2 separate regions of the Homo sapiens genome follow, and region 1 is linked to region 2. Evidence: chromatin loops called from intact Hi-C (ENCODE). Cell type or tissue: PC-3. All regions are shown on one strand. Links, peaks and the distances in the headings refer to the core of each region. The heading gives the core; the rest is flanking DNA. Region 1 overlaps NDUFAF2 (NADH:ubiquinone oxidoreductase complex assembly factor 2). Region 2 overlaps NDUFAF2 (NADH:ubiquinone oxidoreductase complex assembly factor 2).

Region 1 (2,819 bases), core at 172-2,671, 88 kb after region 2:
TACTTAATTCATTCTTTTTTAAGATTTTTTTTTTTTTAGAGAAAGAGTCTTGCTGTGTCACTCAGGCTGGAGTGCAGTGATGCAATCATAGTTAACTGTAACCTCAAACTCCTGAGCTCAAGCGATCCTGCTACCAAAGCTTCCTAAGTAGGACCACAGATACTGATTCATTCTTAATTCTAATAATTAGCTAAGGTTGCAATTACATAGTAAATTTTTTTTTTTTTTTTTTTGAGACAGAGTCTCCTTCTGTTGCCCAGGCTAGAGTGTGGTGGCACAATCTCGGCTCACTGCAACCTCTGCCTCCTGGGTTCAAGCGATTCTCCTGTCTCAGCCTCCTGAGTAGCTGGAATTACAGGCATTTGCCACCATGTCTGGCTAATTTTTTTTTTTTTTTTTTTTTTGAGACAGAGTCTTGCTCTGTCGCCCAGGCTGGAGTGCAGTGGCACAATCTCGGCTCACTGCAAGTTCCGCCTCCCGTGTTCACGCCATTCTCCTGCCTCAGCCTCCGGAGTAGCTGGGACTACAGGCACCCGCCACCATGCCCGGCTAATTTTTTGTATTTTTAGTAGAGACAGGGTTTCACTGTGTTAGCCAGGATGGTCTCGATCTCCTGACCTCGTGACCCACCCGCCTTGGCCTCCCAAAGTGCTGGGATTACAGGCGTGAGCCACCGTGCCCGGCCTAATTTTTGTATTTTTAATAGAGATAGGGTTTCACCATGTTGGCCTGGCTGATCTTGAACTCCTGACCTCAGGTGATGCACCCGCCTTGGCCTCCCAAAGTGCTAGGATTACAGGCGTGAACCACCATGCCTGACCAAGTTATACAGTAAATTTTGCTGAAGACTTTAAGTTTCATTTTTCAACATAAAGAGCAAATCGAACTTCATCCTCTCTCTCATTCACCACCACCACCACCACTACCACCACCATCATCCATCACCACTACCATCAACAATAATAATTTATTTTACAAGACTTCATCCTTGAACAGGTTGCTTTAGGTGGTCCCTTTTGAGCACTTTCTGTCCTCTTTGAAGGTAATGTATGCTTAATCGGAGTTATATTTTTAATAAATAAAACAGAAAATAATTTTCTGTCATTTATTCAGCTGAGGGGAAAAAAAGTGTAAACACAATCTCTAGCAAAGGATGCAATTTGTGAGTTGGACCACAAGATGGAGGCACCAGTCACCTAAACGGAAATAAAGATAAAAGCAAAAAAACAGCCTTTTAAGTGTAAAAATAACAAACCTAATTTTAAAAAAAATCAGGTACATTTCCAATTCATTTTATAAGAATGGAAATTTATTCAAACAATCAAACAGTGAAGTCTGACATATAGTTCTGAAGATACTATCTCTACCAAACCCAATTCAATTGAAAAATCTCAAAAGCAACCTTGTCAACTCACTTTTACAACTCTTGCAGAGTAAGTCACACTTACAAAGTCTTCAAACAGCAGCAGAAAGGAACTGCTGAACTGAGTAGTACTTTGAAAAGTGAGGGAGTATGAAAAGTAATAGTTTCATGTGATTTACACTGATGCAGAGAAACTGGGTTTTACACAAAAAGAATGCAAATTGAGTTTCATAGCTACGTGATATTGACAAATCAACACTAGACATATTATTTTCCCTCATTTATTATATTCTTCAACAAATACAGCGAGTCACAACAAATGCTAGGCATAGTGCCTATACACAGTATTTAAGAAATACTAATTCTCATTATTGTTATTATTGACACTACTATTCTTAATATAAAGCAATTACAAAACCCTCAAAACAAAAGGAGACAAATAACTCTTTTTCTCTTACATGAAATATTTTCAACCTCACTTAGAAACATAACCCAGCTTAGTCACTCATCCATTATTAGTTCCATTTCTGTTAAAATGTTTCATATTTCTATGGCAGGGAAAACTAGAATTCAAGATTAAGGTTCCTTAACTTCATAAGCATAAAGCATAAAGAACTGACAGGTACGACTGTGAACACATTTCATCCTCCTGTTTTTCTGTTTGAAAGTGTGACACAGATGTGGTACTATTTGTATAAGTAAGGGAGAAGGGTTTTTGTTTCCCCTCAACAAAATACAATTAAATATTTAAGTACATGAACACATATACACACGAACTAAGGGAATTCAGTAAGTATTTGAAATAGTCTCAGAAGAAAACATAAGACATGAAATTTCAAAATGAAGATCAGAAAATTAAAAATCCAACCTTCAAACAACTCTGAGACAACCTGTATAAAAACTTTTAAATTACTATTTTATAGTCAACAAAGTATTTTAAAGTAAGTTCAACTTTTTATAGATATCACTAAACCGAAGGCATGTTTTAGCTAAAATCAAAATATTTTAGGATATTCTATCAATCTGATGATGCCCATGGTGATGATTACATCATGTGACCTCTGGATCTCTGATAACTAAAGAAAGAATGTTACTTACTATTGAAAAAACTAAATGTTTGATTTAAAATTTTTTTATCCATTCTTCAAAATATAATTGCCACTTCTATCATTGTGCATTACTGATTAGGAATGATCCATATTATCATTTAAAAATCTTTATCTTAAAAGTTAGTTTATAAAACAGTAGTGCAGGGCTTATTTGGAAGAAAAAATACATCCAGTTATTTTAGAGAAATGATTACTCCTTCAAATCAATTCAAAAAAAATTTAACAGTGAATCTAAAATGTTTAAAACAATTCTGCCATCTACTGGAAAAATCTGAAATGTCTTCATAATTTCCCAAATGTTAAAGAGAAAATATCACATTGAAAAGAGCTATATATCATGATCTTCC
Region 2 (2,819 bases), core at 139-2,638:
ACACACATACACATACAATGAAATATTATTCAGCCTTAAAAAAGGAAAGAAATTCTGACACATGCTATAACATGGATGAACCTGAGGACATTATGCTAAGTGAAATGAGCCAGACACAAAAAAGACAAATACTATGTTTCTACTTACATGAGGTACTTAAAGTAGTTCAATTCATAAACACATAAAGCAGAATGGTGGGGGAGAAGAAGAATGAAGACTTGTTGTTTAACAGATACAGAGTTTTAGCTTTGCAAGATAAAAAGAGTTCTGGAGATTGGTTGAACAATAATGTGAATATATTTAATACCACTGAACTACAGCCTAAGAAATGATTAAGATAGTAAATTTTATGTTATGTGTATTTTACCACAACTAAATAAAAATTCACAAACTACAGATTTTGTAACCCTGTTCTGATAATTCTTCAAATTTCGGAGGGTAAAAATCCGTGTCTTATTCCTTATACGGCTTTTTTGGTCCTTTTTGAGATCCTAAATTATTTGGACTAAAAACTTTTACCTGTGATTTAAAAAGATATTTAATAAAGAAAACTCTTTGTACCAAGTAAGGCTGGGTTAATAAAAAATTACTACATACTCTAGGGACTTATTTATAACAGTTTTAATAAAAGGTTACATCAATATATTGACTCAAATAGTATATAATTACCAGCTGTTATCCACAAGGATATAATTGATCCTTAAAATTGCCAAACTAAAATTCTATATATATAAAAAGAACACAAAACTCTAATATAATATACTGAATTTTGGACATTATTATACATTGATTTTTAAAATATACCTTGGCCCCAACAGATGATGAAGATGCATGTTTACCTTGCATGTTTGTGTCAAAAACAACGAGACATAACCACGCAGCCTGAAAAAGTGCGCCCCATTGTGAATGTGGTTCTACCACCACTCCCCTCTCCAATCACCCATCTTAATCCACTTAGGTCAGAACCATGATGTTTGTATGGTCTCAAAGATGATATTTTCCACTGCCTGACTGCCTTCTAGCAACAAGATGAGTAACATCTAAGTCATAGAGAGGAATGGTGGTTCTTCACTCAAATGTCTTGAAGAAAAAAACCACAAAGGTTACAGGAAGAATTCTTATTTGGATGTTAGGATTAAGATCAACTTTGCTGAGACTGGGAAACAAGGTTATTGGCCCAGGTGTAATGGCTTGAAGAAAGCTGCCTGGGAGATAGCTTCTGACAACACTAACCTCTCAATGCAAATCATTACACACTTCCATTATCCCCAACCTTAGGCAAATTTACTTATTCAACAAGAATCTTAATTTCATAACTCTAATGTCTCATTCTTCACTTCCTATAAAAACAAAAACCATATATGCCTTTGAAATAGTTCCAGGCATCCTACCTGATTAAAGAGTGGCCTCATTTTAAACTCAATCTCCTTTTTAAAGTTTAATGTGAGTAGGCACTAACCCCAGGATAAAAAAATAATTTGCCAACTGAGTTAGTTAGCGAGAAATAATATGAATATTTATCTGTTTTTTCTTGATTTAAAATAGATAAACAAGCAAACATATCTCCTCAGTGAAAGCCATCCAAAGGTAATTTCAAAACTCTCCAAATTGTAAAGGGAAGAAACAGCCAAGGGAATGAATTTTCAAACTCAGTTCCAGTACACATTAGAACTTAAAAAAAGTATTAGATGCTGGGTGTTATTCAGGGACACACTTAAATTTGTGATATGAAAAAGAAATGAATTCATTTGTCAATAAGGCACTTGTGAGAGGGAAATGCGAAAAGAAACAAGTCTATCTTGATTTTTTTCACTTCATGTTTATTAAATTGCTTTGGAAGTAAACTTTCTTTGTTCTTTTATTCCATCTGCCATGAAGTAAGGACTATAAAATCATTGATAAATGGCTAGAAAGGCTTTCCTTTCACTGTAATGACAGTATATACCCTTGCATAAATGCCACTTTAACTCTAGGCACATACAGCATCACCAAAATACTCTAGTTTACTCTTTTTACTTTTCCTGACCTTAATATCTCAGTAGGAAACCTTACTGGAATGAAATATGATTCTGGAAATAGCTGGGTTGATTCTTTTTTTTTCACTTTTGGGCTCTGTGGCAGGTTATAATCCTACCAGATAAAGACAAGAGTCTCATCACAGTTTAAATAACATGAAACATCAGAAAGAAGATAATGGATGTTACAACACTGAGATCCAAGAGCAATGTGCATCTAGTGGGAACAGCCATGGCTGGTTCAGAAATTGCTGAGGTCAGCCCCTAACTCAAATGCCTCTCAAGTCTCTAGAAATGGCTAATATTTCCTGGGAATGCTTTGACACTAGCTAAGCTGACAGACAAATGCTGACAAACAAATCAACTTAAACTTTTTTTTTTTCTCTGCAAGGCAATTGGTTAGGTGCAGATATTGGAGCCAGACCACCTGGCTCTGAAACTTGTATTCTTTAGTGTTACTTAACTTCCCTGTGCCTCAGTTATCCTATATAAAAAGTAGGGATAATAAAATATGATCATAGGATGAAATTAGTTACTATATGTAAAGTGCCAAGAATAGTATCTGGAACTTAGTAAGCATTATATGTATTAGCTTTGTACTATCAGTTTGTATTAATACTCTCGGGATGGGAAAGTAGAAGAATCATCATAAGTCAGGTTTTGACCACAGAAAGTTAAAATCATGTTTAAGACCTAGCCATTGTGCTGCTGAAGGGGAGGGGTGAGCAAGAGTAAGTCCTGATGCTCTTGAAATTCGTATTAGCCCTAGCGCTCTGTAGAGCAGCCATACTTCTTCTGCCTAGA

Evidence for each region. Hi-C counts contacts between places; a loop is a spot of excess contacts. Peaks named below come from ENCODE experiments on the same cell type or tissue, not always from the same donor. Only the 100,000 strongest peaks of a DNase experiment are listed, where the experiment ranks them.
Region 1: it touches region 2 in a loop (6-fold over the local background); 10 of 110 quality-filtered maps call a loop at or near these places.

The regions. Positions count from the first base shown.
Region 1 is chr5:60,959,180-60,961,998 of GRCh38, reverse strand. The region is part of intron 1 of NDUFAF2 (NADH:ubiquinone oxidoreductase complex assembly factor 2); the gene reads right to left. Among named protein-coding and RNA genes, the nearest start is that of NDUFAF2, 15 kb to the right of the region's middle. In PC-3, for the core only: a CTCF peak has its summit at 1,181 (motif pointing right); no DNase peak of the experiment used is centred there.
Region 2 is chr5:61,046,993-61,049,811 of GRCh38, reverse strand. The region is part of intron 1 of NDUFAF2 (NADH:ubiquinone oxidoreductase complex assembly factor 2); the gene reads right to left. Among named protein-coding and RNA genes, the nearest start is that of NDUFAF2, 100 kb to the right of the region's middle. In PC-3, for the core only: no CTCF peak of the experiment used is centred there; a DNase peak (open chromatin) is centred at 1,091; H3K27ac peaks cover 1,918 bases.